Regions from separate parts of the Mus musculus genome. Here region 1 is linked to region 2. A link is a contact called in ENCODE Hi-C or POLR2A ChIA-PET data. All regions are on one chromosome and are shown on one strand. The core of a region is the stretch at or near the end of the contact, and the rest is flanking DNA. Distances in the headings are between cores, read along the strand shown.

What was found. Hi-C counts contacts between places; a loop is a spot of excess contacts on that map. ChIA-PET counts read pairs that join two places held with the same protein, here RNA polymerase II (POLR2A).
Region 1: a loop to region 2 is called in a map of adrenal gland, with 2.2 times the contacts of the local background. The contact joins the promoter of Zfp938 here to the promoter of AU041133 in region 2. A Hi-C loop is called at or near these places in 1 of 37 maps with a recorded cell type or tissue (adrenal gland). POLR2A ChIA-PET finds 5 or more read pairs at or near these places in 2 of 5 experiments (Patski and embryonic stem cell).

The regions. Positions count from the first base shown.
Region 1 is chr10:82,237,397-82,243,607 of GRCm38, reverse strand. It overlaps Zfp938 (zinc finger protein 938), which reads left to right and starts at 2,333. Exons shown (of 4, transcript NM_001105557.2): 1 at 2,333-2,437. The coding sequence starts at 2,435.
Region 2 is chr10:82,124,421-82,130,385 of GRCm38, reverse strand. It overlaps AU041133 (expressed sequence AU041133), which reads right to left and starts at 2,373. Exons shown (of 4, transcript NM_001163064.1): 1 at 2,288-2,373. The coding sequence starts at 2,290.

The sequences.
Region 1 (6,211 bases), core at 1,084-3,583, 110 kb before region 2:
CCAATCAATTCTATAGGGCTATAGTTTTCCAAACACAAATCTAACCCTAGCATCATACAGACTTTAAGTTTAAATAGCTTCTCATGATAGGGTGCTTGCCTGCATGCCTTCCATCTGTCAAGATAGTGAGTACAGACATCTTGACACCACCATCACAGTTCAGGTTTCACTTATGGCCACTTTTGGTTAAGGACACCAGAGTGTCCAGTTCATGATGTAAATTATCTACTTTTCTTAGAATCTCAATTTTTATTTATATTTATAGGTATTTTTACTACATGTATGTGGTGGACCACATGCATGCAACGCCCTGAAGAAGCTACAAGAGAGTCTCTGGTCCTCTGAGATGGCAATTACAGATTGCATTGAGCTACAATGTGGTTTCAAGCCATTGATATTTGATCCCCTGAAAGAACAGCCAGTGTTCTAAACCCAATGATCTTATCTCTCCTGCCCTTTATTTAGTTATCTAATATTGTATTTTTATTCCCAGGAGCCACTTTGTAGTCAAAGTTAGGAGAAAAGGTTTCATTGTAGGCTGGTTTGAAGTCTTACTTCTACCTGGACTGGACAGCAGTCAAAAGCACTAGTTGTTTTTTTCCCAAAGGATTAAGATTCAATTCCCAGAACATACATGGTGGCTATCAAATGCTTATACTTCCAGGGAATCCAACAAGCCTCTTCTAATCTCGAAGGACACTTCACAGATGTTGAGGACAGGTATAAACGTAGGAAAGCAGCCATATATGTACAATGATGTCTTAAAAAACACTTCCTTCTACCGCTTTCTGTTCCGAGATGTCAAAGGAACAGATCTAGATGCACAGCAGTGATGGAGAGAGGAGCAATGTAAACTTCACCTGCTAGGCAAGATATGTCCCTGAGTGGCTTACCTGAATAACCCTCAGGAAGTGGTGGCCTGCACTGAATTTTAAAAGTCCAGAATACGGAGGTTGTAAGACAGCATGATAATGATGCTTGGTGGTGAAATCCACCACCAAGAGTAAGGTCTGTCAGATGGAAGGCATGCAGGCAAGGGCCTTGTGGCCTGTACCATGCACACACACACACACACACACACACACACACACACACACCAGAGTAGGGGGTTTTTCATGTGTGGTTGTCATTTACCCAGAACCTGTGTGGTCATCCCAGTAGCATAAGCAAGTGTCATAGGTACAGAACAGCAATGTTGTGGACACATACATGACATCTAGCACCTTAGTCCCAATGGGAGTCACTGCCCAGATGTGTGATGACCAGCCTTCTAGGTCCCAGATCCTTATAGGTAAGAAGAGCACACAGTAAATAATTCCAGTCTCCAGTCTGGATTCTGTGTAAGCACAGCCTGAGCAGGCCTGAGGCAAAGTCTGTACAGAAAGACAGACCTTGACACATCCTGCAAAGGGTGTTACTGGACAGGTCCTCTTTTCATGATTCTTACTCCTTTCATCACAAATGTCTTTGCTTTCTGTCTTCCTTGATTTTCTTTTCTTTGCCAACTCAGAGTAGAGTTAGTTGCTTAATGTAAAAGAAATGCCTTGGAGATAATGTACAAATAATCTGCCTGAGCAGTACATCTTAACAAACTCGGTTAACATGAGCCATTGTGTTATGCAAGACATGCTAATCTCAAACTGTCTATATCTATCATCTGACCCTGGTCACCTCCTGTTTGGGAAGCCTAATTGTTTGCATTTGGTGCCATAAATCAAGTTTCTTGCATTTTATTTGTTTGCTTGTTTTGGTTTTTCCTGACTGTTCTGAAACTCACTCTGTAGACCAGACGTAAATGTTTTTATATCCAGCTTTCACCTCCCAAATGCTGACATGATAGGCCAGTGTCACCACAAAAGGCTGGGAAAGTTAATCTTTTGGCTACTAATGTGCAGTGGAGAGAAATGTGAGCAACATTACTGTAATTGCTAATGCCTGAATGGTGCGTATCAATTAGGTAGTTTAAGTTCGACTTGGACGGGCTGGGCGCCCATATAGCTGTGAAGCAGTGGGTTCACCCCCTGTACATTGTTTAATGGTCATTGCAAGCTAGAGACCCTCTCCTGTGCCTACTCGAAGGAAGAGTGTCTACTGAGTGTAGGAAAAATGTGGGGACAACTTTGCAGTTCAGGCTCAAGTTCTACTGCAGTGCCAAACTCCTCAGGTCTGGGGCAGTTCTGTGCCTGAGGTGGAAGCCAGGGCTGGAAACATCAGTGCAATCTGTCACTGTGGGAGCTGTTCCTGTCACTCAAGCCTCACTAGCCAATCAGGGACTCCAGATGGACCGAGCAGTTAGAATGGGGAGAGCACTTCCGGTCCGCCATACTGCAGTCTTGGCTGAGGCTCTGTGGAAGTCGGCTGTGATTCCGTGTGCTTTGATGTGATCTGTTGCCGGGAGCTGGGAGGAGAGTTGTGCGAGTTTGCAGCCTGCGCCATGGTGAGCTGGATCGCTGTCCAAATGCGGGGCGGATCCGCGGGGCCCCTGTGGTGTTTGTCCAGGGGCTGCGGGGAATCAGCGTCAGGTGTTTCTCTGTTTGTTCACTTGAGTTCCCTGCACCTCCCTGAATGACCTCCTTGAGTTCCACCCCCTGCTCCGACTATGGGGAGCTCGGAGCCCTTGTGGGAAAACATCCCTGATGCTGACGTCACCATGCAGTGAGCGCCTCACTTGCTTTTACCGTCTCCAGGAAAGGCAGATTTTCTGACAGGCAGAGCTCTAGTTTCTCTGTGCCCTCTAAAGTTCTGCACCAGGCACGTGACATTCGGGTGTAGCATCCATCGCAGTTAACTGTGCGCAGTGTAAGGTCTGTGTCATTAACACATTCGCATGTGGATGCCACGGTGGTCCAGTCACGTGTGTTAGTAAGGCCAGACTCACTGTGTTCCCCTGCCTAAGTTGTCAAAATTGACACAATTTTAATGGTGTGGGTTTTTTCCTTCTCATATTTTGTCGATCTTTCTATTCTTCCCCAGGAAGTTGTTTTTTATTAGATTGTTTGCTTGGTTTGGTTGGTTGCTTGTGTATGGGGGTTTTGTTTGTGTTTTGTTTTGTTTTGTTTTGAAGCAGGATTTCTCTGTGTAGACTAGGCTGGCCTGGAACTCACAGAAGTACAAATGTGCCTCTCCTTCCCAAGGGCTGGGATTAAAGGTGTGGGCCACCACTGCTTAGCTACAATATAGCCCTTATTGCAGTTGTATTTGACAATTGAAGTCAGAGAATGTCACTGTGTGTACTGTATATATTCAATCTTTTGTTAACCAATTTTCATTCATGAGTACTGAATACTGTTTCTCATCTGCTTTCTGTTGTTGATAGCTTAAATTGTTAGACTTTTCATTGGGTCTATGGATCCATAGCTTAAAATCCATATGATAGTGATATAAGAGCCAAGATGGCAGGAAACCACATAATTACTTTCTAGTCAAGGTTTAGCTCAGCTCCCTGCTAAGGCAAGTCCATCCCAGTATACCCCTGAGCCTTTTTCATGAGGAGCTTTTAAGCACAAAAAACCATGTTGACAACATGAGTAAGGTAGTACATGTAGAGACTATCCCATAACTTTGGACTTTGATGGACTAGGCCTTTGTGTTTTTTTGTTGGCAGATGGTACTGTCTCTGTGTTGAAGTTACAGCTTGAATGGTACTGTCATCATAGAGTCAGGGCCCTTGTTACATTCCCCACTGGTCTTAGTGAATGTGTCAAATCATGATTTCATCCTATTTTAGTTTAAGATGTAGGACCCCACTGTTAATCCAATCAGAATGAAAATTAAAGGCTCAGTCAGTGCCAAAAGCAGAGTAGTTAGCCAGAGGACCAAGAAAATGGAGACAAGTATCAATTTTATCCCTAACCATGGCAGTAATTCTTAAATTAGTTCTGGTTAAATAGCATAGAAACAATAGGGGTTTTTCCCCAAAGCCAGACATAATTTCTTTTCTGTCAGAAGAAGTAAGTTGAAGCCTTTTCAATTTTGTAGGATCATTTCTGTAAGGGACTCTAACTGTTGTTTTAATAGAAACATTTTAATAGCATTAGCTCTTGATCAACCTGTGTACTTAGTTTGTAAAGGATCAAAAGAGATATATTTAGTCAAGCCATTAGTATATGCCCACAAAGTAGTTTAGAAGGCTCAGCAATACTGTTGGATATCCAGATGAATTAACTTACAAAGCAGAACACTAATAATATGGGTTGTTACTGTGAGTTTTGTTAGTCAGTGGGCTGAAAGCCTAGTATGCTCCTATACATATGTAGTACAGAGAGGCCATGTGTCTAAGGAAAAGCAGCAATCTTGGCTGAATTCTGCCTGGGAATGTTTAACTCCATCCCCAGAGTCCCTCCCTGTGGAATAGAGCCTGATTCTCTGGGTTTTTCCTGTTTGCCCAAGGCCAGAATCCTTTTAAGGGAATTTTTCTGGAATCCACAGTCTTAGAAACACTATTTCTGTAATGGAAACTTTCTTCTTTCTGGCAACCAGGGGCCTCAGCTGCAGGGCATGTGTAGAACTGTAAAGTCTGTATTTCTATCTGTATAGGTAAACCCCATCTTTCCTTTCTGTAATACAACCTGACATTTAAACTGGACATCAGTGAGCAAAGGTCAACATGAATATGGGTTCCTGGTTTGTAGTTACATTAGCTAATATCTCCCCTGTATATGTTTTTCTTAGTTTCCAGACCCAGGCCTGAGTCCAGTGGGGGTTGTACCATGACCCTTTATTCATACCATATAAGACTCAGGTGGAGGTAGAGAGGAAAGGAGTGGAAGGACCTGGAAAACCAATGAAACATTAATTTGAATTGGTCCATAGTCCAGATATAGATATTTGGCAGTATTTATGGCATTTACTTTTTGATCTGGCTATAGTGGATCGATCCATGGTGTAATGCCAGCCACCTTCACTTCCACAGAGTGAACACCTTTTAGGGTTCTTCCAGGCTGAACTGTCCCTTCAGATACTCACAAACAGTATTATTAGACTAGAACAAGGGCATACTGGTGGTGGACTTGAAGGTTGGCTGGTTCTCTCAAGACTGCACTTAGTCACTTGAAAAAGGAATGGTTGGAGAATTCTGCCAAATGTAGTCTCTAAGCCTGTCAAAGAGCACAGTGCAGTATACCTTCCCCCATATGGGGTGAAGCTGGCCAAAGAAAAGCAAAGGAGGGAGCCATAGACATTTTTTTGGTTGATTCTAATGAGAATTTATTTAAAAGGTTTTTTGTTTGTTGTTGTTGTTGTTTTTATTTTTTTAATGTCCTGTTTATTCTTTTCACTTGGCCAGAAACTCAGGTCTGTATGCATAATGAAGTTTGCTATATATGTCTAAAGCTTTAGATATTTTTTAAAATTTGAAATATTATTTGTTTACATTTCAAATGTTATCCCCTTTCAGTTTCCCCTCCGCAAACCCCCATCCCACCCTGCCTTACCCTGCTTCTATGAGGGTGCTCACCCACCCACCGACTCCTGCCTCACCACGCTAGCATTCCTCTACACTGGGGCATCAAGCCTTCACAGGACCAAAAGCCTCCCCTCCTATTGATGCCAGATAAATCAGTCTTTCCCCTAACTCCTCCATTGGGGTCCCTGTGCTCAGCCTGGCATCCGCATCTGTATTGGTCAGGACCTGGCAGAGCCTCTCAGGTGACAGCTATATCAGGCTCCTGTCAGCAAACACTTCTTGACATCAGCAATAGTGTCTGGGTTTGACATCTGCATGTGGGATCAATCCCCAGGTGGGGCAGTCTCTGGATGGCCTTTCCTTCAGTCTTTGTTCCACTCTTTGTCCTTGTACTTTCTTTAGACAGGAGCAATTCTGGGCTAAAATTTTGGAGATAGATGGGTGGCCCCATCCCTCAACCGGAAGGGGGGAAGGGAGGAAGGGGTGCATGTCTAACCTCTGGATATGGTCTTGACAGGTTCTCCCTCCCTTTTGTGGGGTGTTTCAGCAAATGTCATCCCTGTGGGGTCCTTGGAGGCTCTTGCTTTCCTGGCATCTGGGACTTTGTGGTTGCTACCCCCCAGTTCCCCATCCCCCATGTCTACACATCTCTGTTCAATTTTCTGACCCTCTGTACATCTCCTCCATTTCCTCCCATACCTGATTCTGCCCCTCTTTTTCCCTTAACCCTCCTCTCTTCCTCCCAAGTCCCTCCCACCTTCTATTTCCCTTGATTATTCACTCTTTGGTCTTCCTTCCTCTTGAGTT
Region 2 (5,965 bases), core at 1,124-3,623:
TGTGTAAAATGTTATTTGCTGAGTGCTATATGCTGCTACACAAGCCACAGACAAATGCCCTGTGACTCAAACCTCTCACCACACTGAAGAGAGCCAACTAGCTTTGCACTTACCCATCTGAGAGAGTTGGAAAAGTGGAAATTTCATTGGACCAAGGTAACCTCCCCAAATTAAACATCCACCAATTTGTTTGCCTTCATTCCTATCATATGAATTAATGCATAAAAGTCACCTGAAACATCAGAACATTCTTTATAATGGAGACCAGCTTAAAACCCAGCTACTATCTGTTTCTGTTTCCTCCTGCAGTTTACACAGTAAACTATTCCTTCTATTCTGGTTTCAAGAAAGAGAAACACAAATCTTTGTCTTGTTACTGATCTGGCCAGCCCACTACATGGTTCAAATGGGTGTTTTCAGAACTGTGTGGTGTTAGAAACCTTTAATCCAAGAAATGAGGAGGTTGACTCAGAAAGGCAGCAAGGCCTTAGAAGACAACCTGAGTCAACACAAGAGAGCTTGTTGTAAAGGATGTTTACAAAAAGCCTGAAGGTGAAGCTGTTCTGGAATTAATGGGCCTTCCCAATGAGAAATCACACCACACACATCGAGATTAGTGAATAAAAAATCTCTTTATAATGCCAAGTCTCAAGCTCCAGTGAACAGATTTTGCAAACTTCTATAACTACACACTGCAGACTTATACATCCCACATATGCTGTCAACCTCTAGTCGTTCAAATAAGAATGGTGCCCACTAGCCAGGCGTGGTGGCCCATGTCTTTAATCCCAGCACTCGGGAGGCAGAGGCAGTCGAATTTCTGAATTCGAGGCCAGCCTAGTCTACAGAGTTCCAGGACAGCCAGGCTACACAGAGAAACCCTGTCTCAAAAAAACAAAAAAACAAAAAACAAAAGAAAGAAAAGAATGGTGCCCACAGGCTCATGGGTTTCAATGCTTGGTCATTAGAACGAGGTGTTACTTGACAAGGCGAGGACTTTTTTTGCTTTGGAGTTTGCGTGGCCTTCTTGGAAGAAGTGTGTGTCACTGGGGCTGGGCTTTGGAGTTTCAAATGCTTGGGCTAGGCTCACAGTCTCTCCTCCTTCCTGCTGATCTGGATTTAGAACTCTCAGCTACTTCTCCAGCACCATGTCTGACAATGTCCCACCATACTCCCCACCATGACCAAACCTCTAAAACTATAAGCAAGCCCTAATTAAATGGTTTCCGTCAATAAGAGATGCTGTGGTCATGGCATCCCTTCACAGAAACAGAACTTTGACTAAGGCACTGCTCCGATCTAATGGCTTCCTAGGACTGCTTTCTTATGCATCCCAAGACCACCTGCCCACGGCAGCACCAAACACAGTGGGATGGGAACTATTGCATCAATCATTAATCAGAAGAATACCTATCCATTGCTTGTTCCAAGCTCACCAAATTTGACCAGTATACCTACTGAGTCTTCTCCTAACACCCAAAGACAGATTCTAAAGCAAACCTAAATTCTCTTAACCCTCAGATTTCATCTTGTGCATAGGCATACACACATGTAAATTTCTGAAAATCTGTCAAGTTTAAGACTGGCGAGATGGCTCAGCACTTAAAACCACTTATAAAAAAGCCGATGACAAAAGGTCATCATGAATGAAAACATGAGCACACAAGACTGAATAAACAGCACAGTGACACCGTCTGACTTCTAAATTACCCTACACCTGCAATAAAGACTGTGCTGTTTGAGACAAACAGAACATGAGAGAACAAGCACACTTAGGGCAAAAACACAATTAATATTCGGTCGATTTTGACAACTTATGCAGGGAAACACAGTGAGTCTGGCCTTACTAACACACGTGATTGGTCCACCGTGGCATCTACATGCGAATGTGTTAATGACACAGACTTTACACTGCGCAGAGTTAACTGAGATGGATGCTACACCCGAATGTCAAGTGCCAGGTTCAGAACTTCTGGAAGACTAGGGAAACTAGAGGTCTGCCAGCCAGCCACTGCCTCCCTTGACAATGACAGCGCGCATGCGCGAGCTCTGCAGCCAGCCCAGAATGGTTTATAAGCCCAGCTCCCGCTTCCCATGCGGTGCGCAGGCGCAGCCAGGAGACCTAAGTCAATGAGAGGTCCCGCTTCCACCTGCGGGACCACAACTCGGGAACAAACGGAATGACACCGACGCCGCGTCTCGCCGCCAGTTCCCGCACCCCGAGTCAACCCCACACGGGCTCCCGCGGATCTGCTCCTCCCCGCGTGGGGACGGCGGCCCCGCTCACCATGGCGCGGATTCGGACCTCGCCCCACTCTCCTCACAGCTGCGGGAAGCAGGGTCACTGCGCCCAACATGGATGGAGGAGTCTTCCTCTGCCACACACCGGAAGTGCCCGCCTCCATTCCGATTGGTGTTCCGCCTCGAGGCCCTGATTAGCTGGTGAGGCCTGAGTGACAGGAGCAGATCCCTTAGCGACTGAGGCTGTGAAGGGACGCAGCACAGTCATTCTCAGCCCTATCCTCCACCCCAGGCACAGAACAGATTGGCCTTACACCTGGACTGCAAAGTCGTCCCTGCACCTAGTGGGAACTTCTCCTTCATATAGGTCTCTAGCATATGCAGATCATTAAACAAGGTGTAGTGGATTGATCCCCCTGCCTCACAACTGAAAGAAAGCCCATTTCCATTCAGGTCAGATTTAAACTACCGGATGGATATTTACCAGGTATCAGCAATTTCAACAAGGCACACCATGGATTGCAAACACCTCTCTCAACTGCACGTCGTTGAACAAACATAACAGTGCCCCAGCCTTCTGCGGTGGCACTGCCTTATCATGCAACCTTGTGATGTAGAGGCAGGGCATCAGTAGTTTAAAACAGCCTGGTCTATGGCACAATACACCACCAATTCTGGTCCAGGGAGGTATCAGTATAAGATGATGATGGCTCATGCCAAACAAGTTTATTAAGAAGTGCATGTATGATACACTGTTTGCAGAGGGAGAATCAGTCAGCAGAAACCAATTCAGCAATGCTGACAAGAAAAATACAGGATGCCTCAGATTGAGCACAGGTGGCCTTGGAGCTTATAACCACGGCCCCTCAGGCCAAAGAGCCAGGTTCCCTTGACTCCTTCAAGACCTCCTGAAGCACCAAAACAGACCTTGCCAAGTTGACCTTTGGCAAGAACATAAAACTAGCACCTCTAAGAAAGTCTTGGATGGCAGGAGACGGGTGTTAAATCATTCTTAAAGTTGTTTTCTATGTGGGCATATTAGAAGTAAGTTCAGGGTGGCCAAGGAAGAGACCAGCATTGCCATTTTAGTGTCTGGAAAAAGAAAACGTTACTCTTCATCTAGAAGCTATGTTCCTGCCCTAAGCAGAGGCTTTGTTGGTTTTTATTCTAAAGAGGTGGTGGCTGTATCATTTCCCCTTTGGCTTGAGTCTCACCTCAGTCTTATTCATTTGGATAGTCTAGAAAGAATTGCTGCAACGGATATGGAGAAGTAAGAGAAAAGACGTGCTGCTCCAGAGACAAGTGGATCTTTGAGGAAACTAAGGTTTTACCGGGATAGGGAAATTAAAAATATTTGAATTTCTTAATCCAAAAACAAGATTAATAGTACTTGATGGAAAATACTCATATTTGATTTGTTAAACATATATCCTTTTGTCTCTTCTATAAATGCTGTTCCTTTTAAACTCATTTAAGATGTCATCACTATGTTCTGTGTTGAATCAAGAAAGTACAATGAGGAGGGGTACCTGTTTAGTGTTAGTTGATTCAATAATCCTTAGCCAGACTTCAAGTACAAAACAAATAATTATTGCATTTATTTCATTATTATGGTTTAGGGTGAGACCTTTGCATCATAGGTATGGGTCCTTGGCCAATTCTCATTGGAATGTTAGGCCAGAGATTCTGTTCTCTTGGTCATGGGGATTTCCATTTAAATATGTTATCACTTTTAACTTCCCTCCTTCCCACAGCTCCTAGAATCACTTAGCTGAAAGATCAGAGTTCTCAAAACACTTTTGAGATCGTTGGACTCTAGAAAGGATAAAACGTTCCAGGCAGTCAGCTTTCTCTCTCATTTCTTTAATTTTGGAAGCTGCTTGCTTACACTTTGTACATACTCAGGTAATTATTCCTTCTTGGATGTCTATTGGGGTTGAAGACTAGACAAAGTCTCCCATATACGTTTAAAGTGTTTAGGATTTAGGAAAATGTATTAAGCTCTATACAATTATGGTAAAGAATGATTTAAACACAGAATTTAAACTCACCAAAATAGAATAGATTATAGAATACTTTATCCAAAGATTCCAAACAGAAAGAGCCTTTTATTAGCTAGAAGGGGAAAATGAAGACATAATGTTTTGTGCCCTGTGGGAAGATTATCTCTGTATTATTCAAATGCTGATATCTCTGGCCCCATATCTGGTTTCAAGCCTTATTCAAAGTATCTCCAGCCTCATTGTTGCATAAGTACTGCTCACTATTTATTCCCTGACTTCTGAATAAAATCTTACCAGTCAATTACTGAACAGGGGAGAGAATCTCTGCAGCATTAGACTCCTTTCCCACTGAGGGAAGACAAGGCAGCCCAGATAGGAGAATGAATTCTACAAATAGGCAACAGCTTCAGGGACAGAACCTGCTCCAGTTGTTAGGGTGCCACAGGAAGACTGACCTGATGTGTGGGTTTATTTCTGGTCTCTGGTTCAATTCCATTGACCAACCTGTCTGTTTCTATACCAATATCATAAAGTTTTTAACACTATAGCTCTGTAGTATGCTTATAACCAGGGATGGTGACTCCTCCAGAAGTCATTTTATTGTTTAAGATTGTTTTAGCTATCCAGGTTTTTTTTTTTCCATATGAAGTTGAGAATTTCTCTCTCAAGGTCTGTAAAGAATTGTGTTGGAATTTTGATGCATTGAATGTTAGATTGCTTTTGGTAAGATGGCCATTTTCACTATGTTAAAGCTACCAATCCATGAGCATGGGTAATCTTTCCATGTTCTGACATCTACCTTAATCTCCTTCAGGAACTTGAAGTTTTGTCATACAGGTCTTTTGTTTGCTTTGTTAGCGTTACACCAACATATTTTATGTCATTTGTGGCTATTGTGAAGGATGTTGTCTTCATTTTTTTTTCTCAGTCCATTTATCATTTGTAAAAAGGAGGGCTACTGATTTCAGTACGTTAATTTTGTTTCCAGCTACATTGCTGAAGGTGTTTATCAGTTGTAGGAGTTATCTGGTAGAATTTGGGAGGTCACTTATGTATACTATTATATTATCTGTGAATATTGAGCAATTCTGTCTCTTCTTCATTCCAATTTGTATCTTGTTATCCCATTTACGTATCTTATTGCTCTAGCTAGAACTTCAAGTACTATATTGAATAGATAGGAAGAAAGTGTACAACCTTGTCTTGCCCCTAATTTTATTGGAACTGCTTTAAGCGTCTCTCCATTTAATTTGATGTTGACTATTGGCTTGATTTATTTTGTTTTCATTATGTTTTATGCACTTGTATCACTGACCTCTCCAAGAATTTTAACACGAAGAGGTGTAGTATCTTGTCAAAAGACCTTTTCAGCATCTAATGAGTTGGCCATGTGACATTTTTGTTTATTTATATGGTGGAATACATTGATGGATTTTCATATATAGAACCATCCCTGCATTCCTGGGATGAAGCCTTCTTGATGGGATGAATGCTGTGTTCTTGGAGTCAGTTTGTGACTATTTTATTATTTTTGTGTTGATATTCATAAGATAAATTGGTCTGAAATTCTTTTTCTTTGTGGAGTCTTTGTGTGGTTTAGGTATCAAGGTGACTCTGCTATCACAGAATGAGTTTGGCAGTGTTCCTTCTATTCCTATTTTGTGAAGTATTTTGAGGAGTAATGGTATTAGCCATTCTTTGAAAGTTTGGTAGAATTCTGC